Regions from separate parts of the Homo sapiens genome. Here regions 1 and 3 are each linked to region 2. The links are chromatin contacts, found by Hi-C or POLR2A ChIA-PET in ENCODE. All regions are on one chromosome and are shown on one strand. Each heading gives the region's core, a stretch centred on a gene start or an enhancer-like site at or near the end of the contact. The rest is flanking DNA. Distances are from core to core; before and after follow the strand shown.

Region 1 (2,789 bases), core at 217-2,716, 120 kb before region 2:
TCAACTTCTGTGGGAGAGAAAAGCTAGGGATAGGATTATTACAGTGGATGTGGAGGGAGTCTCATTCAATGGCTGTCATCCCTGGCCAACAAACAGACAATAGAAACAATAACAAACTAAAAATATCGGGAGTTTGATAATTTTTAATTAAAAAATAATTAGCTGTAAAAAATGTTCCTCAAACTGTCATGGTAAAGTGCACCGTCAAAATGGCTCAGGGTCTCGTGGGTAACTCTTTTAGTTTACTTGCTATTTGCTGTAAAATGATCCACTTACTTTGTTGGAGTATTTCACCAGCCTGCAACTTTTTGAGGACTGAGACTTTATCTTAATTATCTTTGATATTCCCAGTTAAATTACTGTAGTGTGCACAACAATTAACTGGGATGTTTAGATTTTTAAGAAGTAAATTCCACAACCACCTGCTTCAGAGATTCTGATTTAGCAGGTGTGGGGTACAGCCTGTGGGCCTAGGCTTATGACAGACACCCCAGGTTGTCCTGATGCAGGTGGTGTGGACCCACACTGATAAACATTTCCCTGGAACCTCACACAACATGAGAAAGATAGAAAGAGGGCAATAATGATGTGTGAAACTTAATGTAATCCCTTAATGAGGGAATTGAAAAGCAGAGGCTGAGGAATCCAAAGGAGGAGAGGAATAAAGAAGTTCAACAAAGGGGGATGCTAATGGTATCCTAATTTTGACAGAGGCTCTATGCATGTATTGTAGATGTGTATTTACAGTTCAACTATGAGCTGAGTTCAAATGCCTTTCTTTCTACTGCCCTTCCTTATGTTTTTAGTGGGAAGGGGTGGTATGAAAGACAACTGTGGATCCAGTGACTTTTCTTTTCTGGTCACTTATAATTTCAATAGGACCAGTGGGTCAGTCATCTCTTATGATTCTTGGAAGGCATAGGTATGTCCCCAACCGATCATGTCAACCAACATGATTAAATTAGAGTGTACATATTATCTAGACCTGTTAAAAATAAGACTAATAACTGTCTTTTCTCCTTCCCCAAAGGAAAGTAATATAAAATCCCCACACAGATAAACACATTAGTCAATATTTCAAAGAGATGGTCATGGGTGTAGAGTGGAGAGAAGCCAGGATGGGTGGGAGGCATGAAGCAGGGGTAAGCTTTTTATTCACCCTGGGCCTTGAATGAGTTATTTATGTGTTAGAAAAGCATGCAACCCGGGAGCGTTTAACTAGAAATCTGTTTCTTCACCCACAGGAGAGAACTCCATTTTTGGAAAGGGAAAACATCACTTACCCTGACACAAGGACATGACATGTTGTTTCTGACGTGTCACAGAAAGACAGAAATAACTACAGTTGCAGAGCACTTCCTTCTTACTCTGAGTTTCAGTCTCCCTTACCTGAACCGACGGGCTCCCACCCTTAGACAAAAGATGACAACCTATGCGTCACTTTCCATTTAGGTTGGCTTAGAAACTTTCAAGACTTTCTTTCTCTCTTCCTAGGTGCTGTTCTCACACCATCCTCAGCTTCACTTGTTCTTTTGTTTTAGATCAGTTCCTCAGCCATGATCACATACACAAAGAAATCCTCTATTTCCCTTCTATTTACAGGTGCACAAGGTGGGCGCCCATTGACAGAGTGAGAAGCAAAGTTTCGTTTTTGTTTCTAACTTTTCCACTGCAGGTGACCCCTGAGGAGTTCATGAACTACTATGCAGGTGTGAGCGCATCCATTGACACTGATGTGTACTTCATCATCATGATGAGAACCGCCTGGAAGCTTTAAGCACATGACCTGGGGACCAGGCCCTGGGACAGCCATGTGGCTCCAAATGACTAAATGTCAGCTCAAAAACCAGAATCGTATTTGATTTCACACTCATCCTAATGTTTTTTTCTGTGTCAAAATATTGCATTTTCTGGGGCCAAAAAACAGGCAGAAATAAAAGACATTGAGTAGCCAACTGTGAGTTTGCCTTGCCTAAGACTGTTTCCTTTGTTCTAAAATAGGACTTAAATAAAATGAGCTCTGTAAAGCTCCTAGTGCTGTGCTGATACATGCAGGTGTCTAATCAACTTTAGGTTTTATCCCTTGGCCATTAATGAAAGCTTGAGTATTTTAATTAAAACCCTCACCCATGCACCCATAGTTTTTCTTCACCTCCTTTTAGATGATCCTTTTCTAGGTGAGATGATAATATATCTCTTTTTATGACTGATTGTAAGTCTTTAAGTGTTTCAGTCTCATTTGGGGACCAGAAGAAGACCACGTGTTAGCCTCAATTTCTACAAGCAAATCTTGAGTTTCACTGCTTAGGGTTTAGGGAAGCCGCAGTTTGACAAATAGATTCAAAATGATTTATTTAATAGTCATTTTAAAGACTGGTGTGAGTGAGGAGGCTATTTCTTTGAGCAGTAGATCCACGCCTGTTCATGGTACTCCTGTGGCTGAAGTTTTGAAACTGGGCTGGGCGCTCAGATTTTATCTGGGACATCTTGCGCTGTGTGTGGGCAGGCTATTCCAGAAAGCCTTCACCTGGTGGAATGTTTATCTCTCCCCTCTCTGCTTTCTGCCAATTGTGTTGAAATTCCCACCAGCAAGGGCTGGGTGCAGTGGCTCACGCCTGCAATCCCAGTACTTTGGGAGGCTGAGGTGGGTGGATCACCTGAGGTCAGGAGTTCAAGGCCAGCCTGTCCAACATGGTGAAAACCCTGTCTCTACTAAAAATAAAAAAATTAGCTGGGCATGGTGGCACATGCCTGTAATCTCAGCTACTCCAGAGGCTGAGACATGAGAA
Region 2 (2,700 bases), core at 56-2,555:
CCCATAGACCATACATAACTCACTTTGAATCATCACAATCCCCAAATCCTACCGTATTGTATAGCCTTGTAAATTCTGTGGTAATTACAACTGTTATTCTTGCATATGGGTTAATTCTCCAGCTTGGGTGGGAGGAGGTGGTTCCTCACACAGAGAAAGCCTCCTCTTCTACTCGCCTGGAGTTCATGCAGTTGGAGAAAGAAAAGCAGAGCAGTCTCCTAAACATTTCCCAAACATCATGCTCCTATCCTCACGCTTCTTGTCTACAGAGTTTCCAGCAGCTGTTCCCCTAACTGTAAACATTCTCTGTAGCCTTGCCACAAAATCTCTTTACCCTCTTCAATTTCTCCCTCCAAAGTTTTGCTCCACAGACTTTTCCCTGACCAATTTCAGGGCACACTGATGCTTTGCATTCTTGAGCACTTGAATAACATTCATACTGTGTCCCAGAAAGAACTCAAATAGTTGTTCATATTTCCTTCCTCTTTGCTTGCCTTTTCAAATTAAACTCTCAGCTCCTAGGGCAAATGGTTTCCTTTTACTCTGCTTTTAAAAAAATAAAAATTAAAAAAAAAACAACTCCGTTTCTCCCTCCCTCCCTTCCTTTACTTCCTCTCCCTCCCTTCTTATTTCTCCCATAGTCTGAAAACATTTATCTGTTGACATCTTTGTGTCCCAAGGGTTTCTAGAGTTAATCTTCTGAGACACATGTCAAGTTATAGCTGCTATTTTTTAAAATTTATTTTTAAATTTTTAGTGGAAATATGAGCTCTGGATTTGAGGTTGGATCCAAGAAAGTATTATGATTAGCATCATGGATACTAGGGTCCCTGCTGAAAGATATATTGTAAGTGGATGATAATTTTCAAAATCCACTTCTACCTATTCAAGTGTCCCCAGATGCCTTTAGTTTTTACCTATTAATTGAGTGATTTCCTCCCAGTCACCAGAGTGTAGGATTAAAGCAAACCACATGTCATGTTTAGAATCCACTTACACTTATCTTTTTATTTTATGTGTAAAATAATGGCCTGGATAAAATGAAGAGAAAAAGCAACTCTGAAGAGGGAAGTACATAATAACAGGGCATTGTGGAGCTCGCACCATGTAGAAGAGGGTGCACTCTGTCTGACTAAAGGACTGAAGGAATTTCATGGACTGATTTGTAAAGTCGAGATTTTTTGTACCTGCTGATGGCCATGTTTCCTTCGTGCCCAAATGCTGCCAAATGGCACCTCCGTCCCTCCACAGCTGAAGTGTGGGCTTTTATACCTTGGAGCTGTAAAGCCTGCTCTAGCTGATTTGATGAGCTGACACATCAAAGCGCAAGGTTCACCCAGGCACACACACATACACCAATTTCACCTATTGGGCTTGGCAAGGAAGCTTTCGGACTTAGAGTAATGCTCTTTTTACTAATGATATATGATGTGAATTTCTGGAAATACTGGACTTTTTTAAAAAGTAACATTGTATTAATACTAAAGTCAGTTGACTATGCTACAGGGAAAAGTAATAATTTCCCAATAAGTAGTATATGTTGAAAAGTAAAAGAAATCTGCTTATGAGAGGCAACTTAGTTCAGTGAGAAGGGGCAAGAACTTTGGATCTGCAGAGTTCTGAATGATATATGACCATAGGCAAAAAATCTGCTAAACTCCTCTGTGAGTCAGTATCTAGACCTTTAAAGTGGAGATGATAATCCTATGTGATCTGTCTGAATTACTTGTGCTATCAATCGACAGAACTCATTGAAGAATATCTGGAAGTAGGAAAAGGCTGAATAAAAAAAGCCTGTGCAGATGCTGTAGGTCCATGCTGATAAAATGTGAAAGAGATAAAATTGTTGTGTGCAGAAAACATTTACACATACATATGAACAAACCGACTAATTAATTAAGCAAACATTTTCTAACAGCTTATTTGATTCTGCTTATGGTCTACAAGCACTGAGGGAAAAGGCCAACATAAAAGGGAAATCTTCTACTGCCTGGTCTCCCCTCACAGAAACACAAACTCATAATCTCAATATAAAATCTAAACTAGAAGTATGCACAAAGTCTTTCTGTAAGCTGCCAGGTGGAGTAATACTCAAATATACAAACTTGTCAGCAAGGGTCGGGGAGGACAGGAGAGAGGAATTACCAGGAATGAGGACCACCACACTGCTCAAGCATTATTCACAGTGGGTCCTGCTTGTTTAATTAGGGTCTATGTTGTATGAAACAAATATTTAATAAACTAGAACAAAGCAAGGGCATGTTTTAGTGCCACATGATCCCATAGAGCTGATTTTACTTGTTGGCAAGTGATTTCTGTCCTGGTTAATCTTAACCTTTTTTTGTGCTCTTTTCATGATAATTATTTTTCCTACCTTTAGGTGCCATATCTAAGAACTGATCTCGAAGACTGTCAAGCTGTTCAATGGTCAGGGTACCATCTTCTTCCTTTTCTACAGGTGGAGGACGTATTGATGGGGGAGGATCTGGGAAGACTTTTATATTGCCATTAATGAAGAAGTCTTCTTGGCTTAAATAAAGTTCATTCTGAATTTTTGTAGATGTTTCAATGTGATAGCGAGCTACGTCAGTTAATTTTTCTGTACTGAAAGTGGTAAAATGGATAGCGTTAACCCCATGAAAGATACTATTAGATTAATAAAGTTTGCTTATAAGACATATACACAAAAGTAAACAGATT
Region 3 (2,700 bases), core at 161-2,660, 110 kb after region 2:
AACCCCAGAGAGGTCTGACTGCTCCATGATGCTGTTCTTGCCTCTTTCCTGGGAGAGAGAAATGTTATTTCTAGCCACTGGGGTAGAGCTCCCTCACATTCAGTCATTCTCACATAAATAGAGTGTGATGATTTAGGAAATAAAGTTAAGACATGAGTCAAATTTTTGGCAGCTACATATGACATGTACATAAGCAAATATCTGTTTTAATTGCAATTTCTAGGTACAATATTTAAAAATTTTAAGCATAATAGCTTATTTGAACAGAACACGGGCTTCTAAAAGCACAAACTCAAAACTGGGAACTGTCAGTTCTTTAAAGGTATAGGGTATGGACATCAATTAAGTATGCTAAGAATATAAACTTTTTGAAGATTAATTTCTGAATAATACATTTGCTTGAACATAATGTTCATTATAATGTTATTGAACATTATATATAATGAACATTATTATGTTCAAGCAAATGTATTACACTATTTGTTCAAGCAAATGTATTATACTATTATACTATCATTCTTTATTTTTAGATCTTTGGTCTCTTCAAGAAATTGTCCTAAATGTTCCCACATACAAGCAAAAAATAAATGTTTCAACTTGTAAAATATATTATCTGGCTTAAATAGTCTATCACAACAGGCAGCGGAACAATGCATCCTGGCTTATCTAAAAGAAACAGTTGTCCACATTTGTCATTATTAAATTTGTTCAGGAGTTTTAATGCAAATGTATTACTTAGAAATTAATACATTTGCTTGAACATAATAATGTTCATTATATATAATGTTCAATAACATTATAATGAACATTATGTTCAATAACATTATAATGAATTATATATAATGTTCAATAACATTATAATGAACATTATGTTCAATAACATTATAATGAACATTATGTTCAAGCAAATGTATTAATTTCTGAGTAATATATTTGCATTAAAACTCCTGAACAAATTTAATAATGACAAACGTGGACAACTGTTTCTTTTAGATAAGCCAGGATGCATTGTTCCGCTGCCTCTTGTGATAGACTATTTAAGCCAGATAATATATTTTACAAGTTGAAACATTTATTTTTTACTTGTATGTAGGAACATTTAGGACAAGTTCTTGAAGAGACCAAAGATCTAAAAATAAAGAATGATAGTATAATAGTTTACAGTATATCCTAAAACCTGTATATGGCATATTTTCCATTATGGTGTCGAAGGGAGCTTGTGAAAACATATTATAAATCCTAAGGTAATTTTCATTTCTAGAAAAACAGCAAAGTCAATACACAAAATAAAGTACATTGCTAGACGCTCACAAACTCCTAACAAAAGTTTACAATTTTCTGCAAAAGAAATGCATCATCTGCTTCAGGATGTGGGTAAGACAAGCATGTTCCTGTGGTAACCATTTCTCATACAAGGAAAATAGCTAAAGAGACAAAAATCTTTGCTAAGCTGCAGCCTACTAGGTCTCCTGATTTGTAAGAGCAACAAGAATAGAGATTGAGCTGTTTAGCAAGTAATTTAGAAATAAACATTCGATGAACCAGTAAAGTCTGTCAAATAAAATGACTTTTAATTTACAATGGAAAGAAATACCTTAACACAGGTTGATACTGTCAAAGCATTTTCTTACATGGCATTATACTTTAGGTGGATGTAATAGGTCTAGTATATTTTACAACCGTACAAAACAAACATCCACATATATCTTTTAAGGTTCTAGTCAATCCTTAATAATAATTCTCTTAGTGCTACAAATACAGATTCATTTAATTAAAATATAGTATACATTTAATTTCTCATAATCTCATATTTTTCCTTATCTTTTAACCACAAGGTTATCTTCTTGTAATATTTACTTGTTAGTGTTATTTTGCACTTTTCTTTGTTCATTGTAATTCATTCATTTTATTCACCCTTTGTCCCACAAACCTTTGTTGAGTATGTACTATCAGTGAATAATTAGGTCAAATAATCTTTTCATAGATTTTTTTCATGTTGCACTTACTGACCTTCCGGGACTCATTTTGTAATTTTTCTAATAAAAAGCCTCACTCCTCATTCCATTGCTGTTGATCCACTCAAAATTTCTATCCAAAAGCTATGATTGTTACACCTTTACTTCTAAGGGTGAGATGGAGTGGGATGGGGAGAGTAGGATGGTGAGGAAAGAAATGGATATGTATTATATGCATCCAACATGAAGTGCACTCAGCTAAGTGTTTAACTCATGTTATTTTAAATGAAGTAGGTATAGTAGCATTCCCTTTCCATTAATTGAAAAATGGAAATCTATTAGCCCTTAATGAACTGGTCACCTAAGGTCACACAGTTAGTAGTTGGCAATTTCAGTAATGTAGCTCTAGTCTGTCTAATCTCAAAGGCTTTACAACAGTTCTTCTAAAAATCACAGTTGGCACCCGATACTTTTTATTTCAATCTTTGAATAAAAGATTGTTTGAATCTATGCTATTCATAAAACCCAGACTTCCTCCTCTTTCATTTTGCCTGTAAAAAAAGTCTATTATTTAGATTGATTACAAAAGAAATACTTTTTAACAATGGTTTTTGAAGCAAAAGTACACAGCCCATACAAAGAAAAATGCTAATAAATAAATTAAAGCATTTTAAAAATTCTGAAATCTGTCTACCCAGACAATTACTATGCTTGATGTTTTTTCAGACCACTCCCCTAAGATTAC

What was found. A loop is a pair of places that touch in the nucleus more often than their neighbours do. ChIA-PET counts read pairs that join two places held with the same protein, here RNA polymerase II (POLR2A). Pooled maps may share reads with other maps.
Region 1: a loop to region 2 is called in a pooled map, with 3 times the contacts of the local background. The contact joins two enhancer-like sites. A Hi-C loop is called at or near these places in 2 of 168 maps with a recorded cell type or tissue (IMR-90 and sciatic nerve) and 10 of 50 pooled maps. POLR2A ChIA-PET finds 5 or more read pairs at or near these places in 6 of 52 experiments (OCI-LY7, T-cell, activated CD4-positive, alpha-beta T cell and 2 more).
Region 3: a loop to region 2 is called in a map of CD4-positive, alpha-beta T cell, with 2.8 times the contacts of the local background. The contact joins two enhancer-like sites. A Hi-C loop is called at or near these places in 6 of 168 maps with a recorded cell type or tissue (CD4-positive, alpha-beta T cell, CD4-positive, alpha-beta memory T cell, CD8-positive, alpha-beta T cell and 1 more) and 10 of 50 pooled maps. POLR2A ChIA-PET finds 5 or more read pairs at or near these places in 9 of 52 experiments (CD4-positive, alpha-beta memory T cell, CD8-positive, alpha-beta memory T cell, activated CD4-positive, alpha-beta memory T cell and 4 more).

What each region holds. Positions count from the first base shown.
Region 1 is chr5:35,903,533-35,906,321 of GRCh38, reverse strand. CAPSL (calcyphosine like) reads left to right here. Exons shown (of 5, transcript NM_001042625.2): 5 at 1,676-2,034. The coding sequence ends at 1,777. Among named protein-coding and RNA genes, the nearest start is that of CAPSL, 34 kb to the left of the region's middle. RefSeq lists an enhancer at 1,628-1,727. Within about 2 kb of position 1,466, at least 2 of the 41 ENCODE cell types and tissues checked have a DNase peak (open chromatin) inside an H3K27ac peak, as active enhancers do.
Region 2 is chr5:35,779,021-35,781,720 of GRCh38, reverse strand. It overlaps SPEF2 (sperm flagellar 2), which reads right to left. Exons shown (of 37, transcript NM_024867.4): 30 at 2,375-2,604. Among named protein-coding and RNA genes, the nearest start is that of IL7R, 77 kb to the left of the region's middle. Within about 2 kb of position 1,305, at least 3 of the 41 ENCODE cell types and tissues checked have a DNase peak (open chromatin) inside an H3K27ac peak, as active enhancers do; they include CD4-positive, alpha-beta T cell and CD8-positive, alpha-beta T cell, where a contact is called at or near this core.
Region 3 is chr5:35,670,426-35,673,125 of GRCh38, reverse strand. All of the region lies in intron 10 of SPEF2 (sperm flagellar 2), which reads right to left. Among named protein-coding and RNA genes, the nearest start is that of SPEF2, 54 kb to the right of the region's middle. Within about 2 kb of position 1,410, at least 3 of the 41 ENCODE cell types and tissues checked have a DNase peak (open chromatin) inside an H3K27ac peak, as active enhancers do; they include CD4-positive, alpha-beta T cell and CD8-positive, alpha-beta T cell, where a contact is called at or near this core.